3 separate regions of the Homo sapiens genome follow, and regions 1 and 2 are each linked to region 3. A link is a contact called in ENCODE Hi-C or POLR2A ChIA-PET data. All regions are on one chromosome and are shown on one strand. Each heading gives the region's core, a stretch centred on a gene start or an enhancer-like site at or near the end of the contact. The rest is flanking DNA. Distances are from core to core; before and after follow the strand shown. Region 1 holds the start of ZNF579 (zinc finger protein 579). Region 2 holds the start of ZNF865 (zinc finger protein 865). Region 3 holds the start of ZNF837 (zinc finger protein 837).

Region 1 (3,181 bases), core at 377-2,876, 2.8 Mb after region 3:
GCTGCAGTGAGCCGAGATCACACCACTGCACTTCCTCCAGCCAGCCTGGGCAACAGAAGGAGATCTCATCTCAAAAGAAAACAAAACAAAACAAAAAAAAACAAACAAACAAAAAAACAAGGATAGAGTGTAGTAAATTTCTGTCCTGGAAGTTAGACTATGTTGCCAGTTTCAGTTTCTTCTCTCTTGTTCCAGTTCATCTGGACACAATCCCAGAACACACACAAACCCAGAACAGGCTGCAGGCTGTACTTGACCTTCCATTTTTCTCTTCTACAGGTTATCACTTGGAGACTTACCATATATGCACACGGTGAGCTTCTTTGTTCTTTTCTATGGACACCTAGTATTCCACTGGGTGGATCAGTCATGATTTATTACTCAGCTCTCCTACAGATGGGTGTTTAGATTGGTTTCAGCTGTTTGCAGTGATGTGCAGTACTGCAATGATTAACCTGGTGCAGACATTATTTTGTGCAGTTCCGAGTAGATGCCTCTGAAGAATAAATTCCTGGAATTGCTGGCTCGGTAAGAATGTTCCAGGTTCTACTTGCCCCAGCCGTGTATGAAAGGACCTGTTTGCTCGCACTCTCATTAGCACTGTTTGGCAGGAATGTAACCTTAAACAAACAGCGTCAAGCTGTGGGTATACTCCTGCAAAATGCCTTTTCTGCTCCAGAATAGGTTTCTGAGATGTCGCCAGGTTGGTTTCATTCTGCCAATTTCAGCTGAAACATTGCTGCCTCCAGGAAGACCTCAGGAATCACCTCCTCCCAGTGTGAGCTCAGCTCAGTGCCTTCTGTTCTCTGCATTCCCATAGCAGTTCCCTGCCTCGGAGCACACGTTCCCCCACATGCACTCCAGCGTGATTGATCCGTATCTATCTGCCTTCCCCATCAGACAGTGAGCTCCGGTTTTTGCCACTGTGACTCCAGCACCAAGGACAGCACCAGCCCATAGTAGGTGCTCAGTAAACATTGGCTGCTAAGGTCCCAGTGAATATGCGTATATGTAGACAAATATATGCAGGCTGGCCCGTAGTAGATATTCAGTAAATATTGGTCGCTTAGGGTTGAATGAGTATATGCAGGGGCTTTCACAAAGGGGGAAACCGAGGCTCGAAGTGGGAGAATCCTTCACCCAGACAGCCAAGGGAAGGCTGGAGCCAGGTTCTGATCCAGAGTGCCAGTACTTCCTGAAGCCTCTGTCACTGATTCATTCATCTTCCTCCCCCGGCCACTCCCCTGGCCTGACACAGTGCCTGGCACAGACAGGACCTGATAAATGTGTATTTGTTGAAGGAATGAATGAATATGTGTGTGTGCATGTTGGGGAGCCGGGAGTAGCTGGACCCAGTGTTCCAGGCCCTCAGCACCCTCCGCCCTCTGGGAGCCCGGGGGACAGGCCCCCAGCCCCCTCCCCTCACAGGACCCTGTAGTGCAAGCTGCCTTCCCTCCCCTCTCCAGGTCCCCCGTCCTCCCGCTTCCGGCTTCCCAGCCAGTCTTTCCTCTTTCAGGCTCCGAGGAAAGGCCAGGTTTCCGGGGGGAAGGCTTAGGCAGTGACACCGAGCCCAGCCTCCTCCTCCACCCCCCACCACGCTCAGGCCCCCCTCCCTCCCCGCCACCACCGTCCGCGTTTGGCCGGCCGTGGGGAAGGAAGAAAGGAGCCAAGGAGGCGAGGTAAGAACCCAGCCCCAGCGACCAGGACCAAGCCCCAGGCCCAGGGCTGAGAAATCCTCAAGGCCTCGACCCGGCCCCAATTCTGCTGATCATGCCTTCGGGGAGCTGCAGGCTTGGCCCGGAGGAGATCGGCCCCCCTCTAGGACCTGGGACCCCCGACCCCCACCAGCCTCCCTCCCGAGTCCAGGGGTCCGGCCCTCAGTCGCCTCCTCCCTGGGGATTCCCGGCAGCTGGGTCCCCAGCCCCCGCCTCCCCCTTGTCCTGGGAGCCCAGCCCCCTCCCCAGCCCCTCCTCCACCGGGACCCAGGAATCCACACCTCCTCCATACCAGAGTCCAGATTCCCCAATCCGTCATGACCTGGACCCAGGAGTCTCAATCCCCAGCTCCCATCCCCATCAGTCCCAAGAGTCTGGGCCCCTAGCCCCCTCCCAACTCAGACCAGAAGTCTGAACCCTCCTACTCCCCGACCTCTCCCAGCCCCTGGCATCTGAGAACACACTCTATTTCCGGGGCCTACCGGCTTCAAATCCCACCCCCTCCACTCAGGCCCCATGGGCTGTGTCCCAGCCCCTCCCAAAACGTTCAGCCTGGCCGGGGGACCTGGAGCAGAAGCGGTTCGCTGACTTTGTCCCCCTCCGTGCCTCTGCCCAGTTCACTCCCTCTGTGTCTCTGTCTCCCTGTCTCTCCGGCCCCCAACCCGCCACTGCTCTTCTGATCTCTGCTCTTGCACTATCTCTGCCTCTGGTTCTCCAAGTCTCTTTGTTTCCTCTTCTCTGTGTCTCTGTCTCTCTGCTGGGTGTTCCTCACTCTCCTCTGTCTCTTCTCTGCTCTGCCTTTCACCATCCTGTCTTTCTGCGACTCCTGGTCTCTGTCTGTCCATCCCCACTTCTCTGTGTCTCCCATCTCTGCCTTCTCCTGTCTCTATTCCCTGCTCTGTCGCTCTGTCTCTGATCTCTCTCCTCCTGTCTCTCCATCTCTGGCCTCCCCTCGGTGTCTCTCATCTTTGTCTCTGTCTCATATCTCTCTCCTGGCTAAATACCTGACCCTCTCTGCCTCTCCATCTCTGACTGTCTCTGCTTCTCTTTCTGCCACACCCCACGCACCTCTTTTTATCTCTGCCCCGCTTCCCATCTCTCCCCTCTCTCCCCACAGGCATGGATCCGCAGCCTCCTCCACCCGCCCAGGGCAGCCCACCTCACCGTGGCCGAGGCCGGGGCCGTGGCCGAGGCCGTGGTCGGGGCCGTGGCCGTGGCAGGGGGGGCGCTGGAGCCCCTAGGGCGCCCCTGCCCTGCCCCACCTGCGGCCGCCTCTTCCGTTTCCCCTACTACCTCTCCCGGCACCGGCTGAGCCACTCGGGGCTCCGGCCCCACGCCTGCCCGCTGTGCCCCAAGGCCTTCCGCCGGCCGGCCCACCTTTCCCGCCACCTGCGCGGCCACGGGCCCCAGCCCCCGCTGCGCTGCGCCGCCTGCCCCCGCACCTTCCCAGAACCGGCCCAGCTCAG
Region 2 (3,226 bases), core at 40-2,539, 2.8 Mb after region 3:
CTTTGCATGGCTAAGCTGCCACTTGTAATTCAGCTTTCACCTCTAAAGTAGTTCATCAGGCTCTCAGAGAACCCACAAAACCCCGTGTATCTTTGTCGACTCGTGTCTGATCAACTAGACTGTGAGACCCCGCACAGTGAGAACACTGTGTGTATCGACCCCCTTCGTGGCTGTATATTATACCCTTCAGCTAGAATAGTGAATATGCGTTCAACGCAGAAGGAATGCCTACGAGAAAAGAAGTCACACCCTAGTGAAGTCCAGGGTCTTCCCTAGGGAGTCCAGGACGATAGCCTGAGAGCTGGGTGAGAAGCTGCAGGTCAGGGCAACAGTTGTTCACGCCATAGGAAGAGGATGAGGCACATTCTGGGAAGGAAGGCTTCACCGCCTCACTGCGGGACACTGTTCTGTGGCAGAAGTAATGAAGACGGGCTGACCGCGATGAGGGTGGGGTGAGAGGAGGTACGGGAGTATGTCATGGGAGCCTGGAGCTAAGCAGGCGGATATTTCTACCTGAGGCGGGAGAGGATGTGAGTGTGAAGGAACTCTAGAGGGAGCTGTGCCGCTGCGATGGGGGGGTGGCTTTGAAAGGGGCATTCTTAAGGGGAATCACTGGAGGACCTGCAGAAGGGAAAAAGGCATTCTTGGTGCTGACCAGAATAGAAAGTATTTTCACACCCACGAAGGGGCGTTCTGCTGGGGAGGGAGGTGGTCAGGGCCATTGGGGGCTGTTGCTGTATGGACAGAGATAACGGGGGACAGTTCTGCTGCAAGGCACTAAGGAAACACTCTGGGGAGAATTATATAGAGGATACTAATAAGAGGGTTCACGAGCAGCTGCCCTACATGGGGAGGGGCAATGCTGATGGCATCTGGAGGCTGACCTGGAGGAAGCAATGACGGGGAGCGCTATGTGGAGGGGATCCTACGAGGAGGTATCATTTGGGGGCCCTGGCAGCCGTTTAGGGGATCGCCACGAATGAAAGCGCTTTGGCAGCCATCCTAGCTGGGGGCGTTCATGGGGGAGCTATCTGCAGTGATCCTACCGGGGAGCAGTGATTGGGGGTCCCTTGGCAAGGGCCCGGCGGGAGCTGCACTGACTTGCTAGGGGTTGGGGGACGTTCTGGGGACCACAGCGGGCCAGGGCGGGGCCCCCCGCCCCCGCTGCACCCGGGCCCCCGGGCCACGCACCCCGTCACTCACCGGCGCCGGGGTCTCCGCCGGGAGGAGGCCGAGGAGGCGGAGGAGGCGCCGCCGCTCCGGGGAGACCCGAGGGCCCGACCGGAAGTGCCGCCCCCTCCCCCCTCCCCGGCAGCCCCGCACCGCCCGCCTGCCCGCCCGCCCGGAAGCGGAAGTCGCGCCCGTTCCCGAGGCGCCGGCGTGGAGGATCGGAAAGAGGAGGCGGTGGCGGGGACCAGGAGGGGGGAAATGCGCTTGCGCACTGACTCGGGGACGCGAGCAGTGAAAGCCCGGGCCGATTCCGGTGGGCGAACTGAGCCAGGTGCGCCTGCGCTTTGAATGCCCGCCTCTTCTACGGGAACCCCGCGACACGCTCTGGGCGTCCGGTTAAGCCACACCTCCGGCTCGGGTCTCACACTGAAGCCCCGCCCCCTGGCCCTGAACCACGCCCATCTCACAGCGTGATTATAAGCCCCCTACTGCCTCAAAGTCTGTCTTCGTCCCCTCGCCCTCATGCAGTTTCTCCTGTTCTTCCCCCTCTCCAAGCTCCCACTCTCTGGAACTTCACCCCTCCCTAGGCCCCGCCCCCTCCATCCAAGCCCCGCCCCTTCACCCCATAGCATTTAAGTTGCACCTCGTGACTTTTGAGTGCCTCCCACCTCTAAAGCATTCTTTTAAATCGGTGGTTGTCAAGGATAGTTGGGAGGCCAGCAGCATCCGGCTGCCTGCTCAGACCATGCGGAATAGAAGCCCTGGGGTTGGGGGTCTAGGGATCCGTGTTTTGAAATACTCTGATTCTGCTGCATGCTGGTCAAGAGCCATGGATTTACCACACTTGACACTGCCCGCTCATATAATCGCTATAATCCCGGCTCCCAACTCAGCCCCATCCCAAACAGCCAAACCCAGACCCATTCAGCCCCTCCTGCTAAGCTTCCACTCTCCCAGGAACTTCCCTTAGATTAAGTACTTCCTTCTCTCCCCATCGCCTCCATAGCAGTCGTGCGCCCCCATCAGCACCTTCTAAGTCCCACCTCCAATACCCTGTTCCCTCAGAGTTTCTCCTTTAAGCCCCGGCCCCCGGCCCTCGGCCCTGAACCACGCCCACCTCAGAGCTGAATTATTATAAGCTCCGCCCCTCACCTTAAAATCCGTTCTCTTGGCCTGGCGTGGTGGCTCACGCCTGTAATCCCAGCACTTTGGGAGGCCAAGGCAGGCGGATTGCTTGAGCACAGGAGTTCAAGACCAGCCTGGGCAATATGGCAAAACCCCGTCTCTACAAAAAAAAAAAATACAAAAATTAGGCTGGACGCGGTGGCTCACGCCTGTAATCCCAGCACTTTGGGAGGCCGAGGCGGGTGGATCACGAGGTCAGGAGGTCAAGACCAGCCTGGCCAAGATGGTGAAACCCCGTCTCTACTAAAATTACAAAAATTAGCCAGGCGTGGTGGCGGGCGCCTGTAATTCCAGCTACTCGGGAGGCTGAGGGAGAGAACTGCTTGAACCCGGGAGGCAGAGGTTGCAGTGAGCCAGATTGCCCCACTGCACTCCAGCCTGGACGACAGCAAGACTCCGTCTCAAAAAAAAAAAATTAGCTAAATATGCTGGCGCCCGTCTGTAGTCTCAGCTACTCCGGAGGCTGAAGCAGGAGGGTCGCTTGAGCCTGGCAGGTCGAGGCTGCAGTGAGCGGTGATAGGGCCACTGCACTCCAGCCTGGATGACAGAGCGAGACCCTGTCTCAAAAAAAAAATTATCCGTCCTCCTTGCCCCACTCTCACGCAGTTCCTCCTGTTCTTCCCCAGCTCCAAGCCCCTACTCTCTATTAGATCAACTCTATCCATCCTCTTTAAACCGCTCTCACTTTCTGCGGACCAACCCCTAAACCTCTTTAAGCCCCACCCAACTCTAACCCTCTTCTAAGCCCCCGCCCCAGGTCCCAGCCTAACTGCCCCGCAATCTCAGCCCCACCCCTCGCTCCTTAGCCCCGCCCCAATCCACACCCCTTATCTCTAAACCTTACCCAGACCGTCCTGCTCATACCTTTGTC
Region 3 (3,258 bases), core at 704-3,203:
CTCCAGAGGGAGGCCCTTTCTGTGCCTGGGAGTGGGAAGTTCTTCCACATAGGCTCAAGACTCCTCCAGTAGCAGTGCATCCACAGGTGTGAGAAATCCTACTTGTGTCAGGCCGGGTGCAGTGGCTCATGCCTGAATCCCAGCACTTTGTGAGGCCGAGGCGGGTGGATCATGAGGTCAGGAATTCAAGACCAGCCTGGCCAAGATGGTGAAACCCCATCTCTACTAAAAATACAAAAATTAGCCGGGCGAGGTCGTGGGCACCTATAATCCCAGCTACTCGGGAGGCTGAGGCAGAGAACTGCTTGAACCTGGGAGGCGGAAGTTGCAGTGAGCTGAGATCGCGGCCACTGCACTCCAGCCTGGGCAACAGAGCAAGACTGTCTCAAAAAAGAAAAAAAAAAAGAAATCCCACTTGTGTCCCAATTGGGGCCAGTGGCTGAACCTGTCAGACATCTGCACACCCACACAGAGCCAGCAGCTGCACTCCTTTCTCTGTGACAATTGTCAAGGCCTTCCTGTGCAACTCTCTTCAGCCACCAAGGGACCCACAAGGCGGGCAGCCCTCCAAGTGCCCTTCAGCCTCCTGCTCGCCCTCAATTAGCTTGGTAAGCCCTGAGTTTTGTACTTGGGCAGGGAGATAGACCTCCTGACAAGGCTTTCGATGTGCAGACACCCAAAGGATGGAGAAAGGGAGTGGAACAGTCCCAGCATCCCTGAAGCAGATGCAGTGGAGGCAGAAAGGTGGGGCAAACTGGGTCGTTACATGCAATATATGTGCTGGACTGGCCAACAAAATTAGATGTCCCTATTGAGGGCAGGAGCCACACAATAGATGGGGGCAAGAGCTGGGGGTTACAAATGGGTAGGAGGCGTGACCAGTTCATCCTACCTGGGAGGGCCCGTAGAGTCAGCAACACCCAAAGGGGCTGGGGAGGCTGTGGTTCCCCAATGGGGCCGCACGTGTTAGAATCAACTAGGAGCCGGACTAGGGGCCTGGCGCAGTGGCTCAAGCCTGTACTCCCAGCACTCTGGAAGGCTGAGACACGAGGATCGCTTGAGCCCAGGAGTTCCAGACCAGTCTGGGCAACATATGGAGACCCTATCTCTAAAATAAATAAATAAATAAAAATAAAAAAACTATCCAGGCATGGTGGCTCCCACCTATAGTCCCAGCTATTCGGGAGGGTGAGGTGGGAGGGTCGCTTCAGTACAGGAGTTCGAGACCAGCCTGGGCGACATAGTGGGAGGAGGAAGGGAGGGGGAGAAGGAGGGGGAGGGAGAGAAGAAAGAAAATTAGCCGGGCGTGGTGGCGCGCGCCCCTGTTAACAGCTACTCTGGAGGCTGAAGTAGGAGGATCGCTTGAGCTCAGGAGGTCGAGGCTGCAGTGAACCGTGATGGTGTCACTGCATTAGCCTGGGCGACAGAGCGAGACCCCGTCTCAAAAAAGCAAACCAAAAAAAATACAAAAAAATAGACTTAACTGAGGAGTTTTGACGCGCATATGCTCGGGCCCAGTCCCAGATTCTGATGTTATCGGTCTGACTCGCAACGCGCTCACCAAGACACTTCAGAGCTCCCCAGGTGCTTCCCAGCCCAACTCTCCCACCCGAGGGGAGCCTGCGAACCGCAAGTCGGTTCCGGGTTGGGACCTCTTAGAAATCAGATTGGGAGAGGAGGCTATCAATCATAATCATGACCAGTCACCCGCTTTCACGAGAAGGAATGGGCGGGACCCTACGTCCCCGTCCAGAACGCCGTTTCTTTGGCGACGACTTAGGTCCACGCCCCGCCTTTTAGGTGTAGCCGGCCTCTGTTTCTATGATAACCGAAGCCCAAGCCTCTCCCTACACCGCTTTCTCCGCAGCGTCAAAGCGGGACATGACGGGACTACGTTTCCCAGCAGTCCCCGCGCGGGTTCCCGCCTGCGCTTGCTGTGGCCCGGGTCCCTCAGTGCCGCGGCGGCCCGGAGGTGGCGGGAGGACGGCTCCGCGCTGCATGCGGGGCGGGGACCAGGGACCCGTGCGGGCCGCCTCCAGAGAGTAAGTGGCATTCTGCGCGGACCCGCAACCTCGGCCTGCGAGGCGGGGACCTCCCGGCGCATAGCGCGGCCACCACCCCAGTCCCCTCTCCACCTCCGCGCGCGGGGTCCGGGGCAGAGGCGTGACGCCGCGCACTTCCGGTCCTCGCGCTCCGGGTCCGGACCGGCCACACAGCACTCGCGACCTTGAGTTCCGGGCGGGACGGGCTTCTGTAGTTCTGGCCCCCGCGTTTCCGTGCTGGGTGTCATTGAAGCCCGCGAGGGGAGGCTCCAGGCCCGGGACCCATCCTGGCGGCCTGCGGCTCTCGGAGTCAAGCCCACCTGCTAGCCGAGGCCGACGCCGGCCTCCCTACCGTCTCTGCCCCCGCATCCTGGCCTTTGCACTTTGCTCTTTCCTTGTCTGCAGACCGGTTTCATGCCCCCTCTTCACAGAGGCCCGAAGAATCCGCTGCCTCCCTCCCTGGCGCCCTCGCGCTGCTCCCTGTCTGATGTTCTTCACGTCTTTTTCTCTCTTAAACGGTCTCTTGTTCATTTCTTCTTGTCTGCGGTCCCCTCCTTCACTCACTATTAGAGCAGGATGCAGCACCGTTTGGCCCTGACACAGTGGATGTCCTGCGAGGGTTGAAGCTTGCTAATCCTTGAGGGTGGAGGCACTGTCGGGAGGACAGACACAGAAGGGAGCTGTGCCTGCACTCAGAGGACATTTCTTCTGCTGTACAGTGCATGATGCACTGTTCTTCCCATTGCGTGCACAGTGTAGAATTGGACATAGGGGCTAGAGTCTGTGTCCCCTGGGACTGTCAGTGTGGGTGAGGTTGGTCTGTGGCTCAGAGAGGTGGAGCCACGCTGAGCTGGGCACTAGCCTGTGTCCTCCACACCTCAGAGCCACCAACGTTGACTTCCCTGCACATTCTGTTTTTGTTGTTGTTGTTGTTGTTGTTGTTTTGAGACGGAGTTTCGCTCTTGTTGCCCAGGCTGGAGTGCAGTGGCGCGATCTCGGCTCACTGCAACCTCCGCCTCCCGGGTTCAAGCGATTCTCCAGCCTCAGCCTCCCGAGTAGCTGGGATTACAGGCATGCACCACCGTGCCTGGCGACTTCCCTGCACATTCTCTTGGGCAAATAAGACCTCATTGTGCCGTGTGCAACCTCCATGAGGATGTTGAACCTCACTAGCTTTCCTGTGTGTGCTGTTGCTCTGCAGTTCTGCAGGGCTCAG

The links. A loop is a pair of places that touch in the nucleus more often than their neighbours do. ChIA-PET counts read pairs that join two places held with the same protein, here RNA polymerase II (POLR2A). Pooled maps may share reads with other maps.
Region 1: a map with no recorded cell type shows a loop between it and region 3 (7-fold over the local background). The contact joins the promoter of ZNF579 here to the promoter of ZNF837 in region 3. A Hi-C loop is called at or near these places in 1 of 37 single-sample maps with no recorded cell type and 6 of 50 pooled maps. POLR2A ChIA-PET finds 5 or more read pairs at or near these places in 1 of 52 experiments (PC-9).
Region 2: a loop to region 3 is called in a pooled map, with 9 times the contacts of the local background. The contact joins the promoter of ZNF865 here to the promoter of ZNF837 in region 3. A Hi-C loop is called at or near these places in 9 of 50 pooled maps. POLR2A ChIA-PET finds 5 or more read pairs at or near these places in 2 of 52 experiments (HEK293 and PC-9).

Annotation. Positions count from the first base shown.
Region 1 is chr19:55,579,293-55,582,473 of GRCh38, reverse strand. ZNF579 (zinc finger protein 579) reads left to right here and starts at 1,626. Exons shown (of 2, transcript NM_152600.3): 1 at 1,626-1,679; 2 at 2,833-3,181. The coding sequence starts at 2,835. RefSeq lists silencers at 277-571, 1,283-1,422.
Region 2 is chr19:55,603,710-55,606,935 of GRCh38, reverse strand. ZNF865 (zinc finger protein 865) reads right to left here and starts at 1,289. Exons shown (of 2, transcript NM_001195605.2): 1 at 1,204-1,289. RefSeq lists a silencer at 1,021-1,520 and enhancers at 1,564-2,115, 2,116-2,667.
Region 3 is chr19:58,379,725-58,382,982 of GRCh38, reverse strand. ZNF837 (zinc finger protein 837) reads left to right here and starts at 1,953. Exons shown (of 3, transcript NM_138466.2): 1 at 1,953-2,042. RefSeq lists a silencer at 1,692-2,201 and enhancers at 2,552-2,611, 2,146-2,687, 2,642-2,871, 2,688-3,229.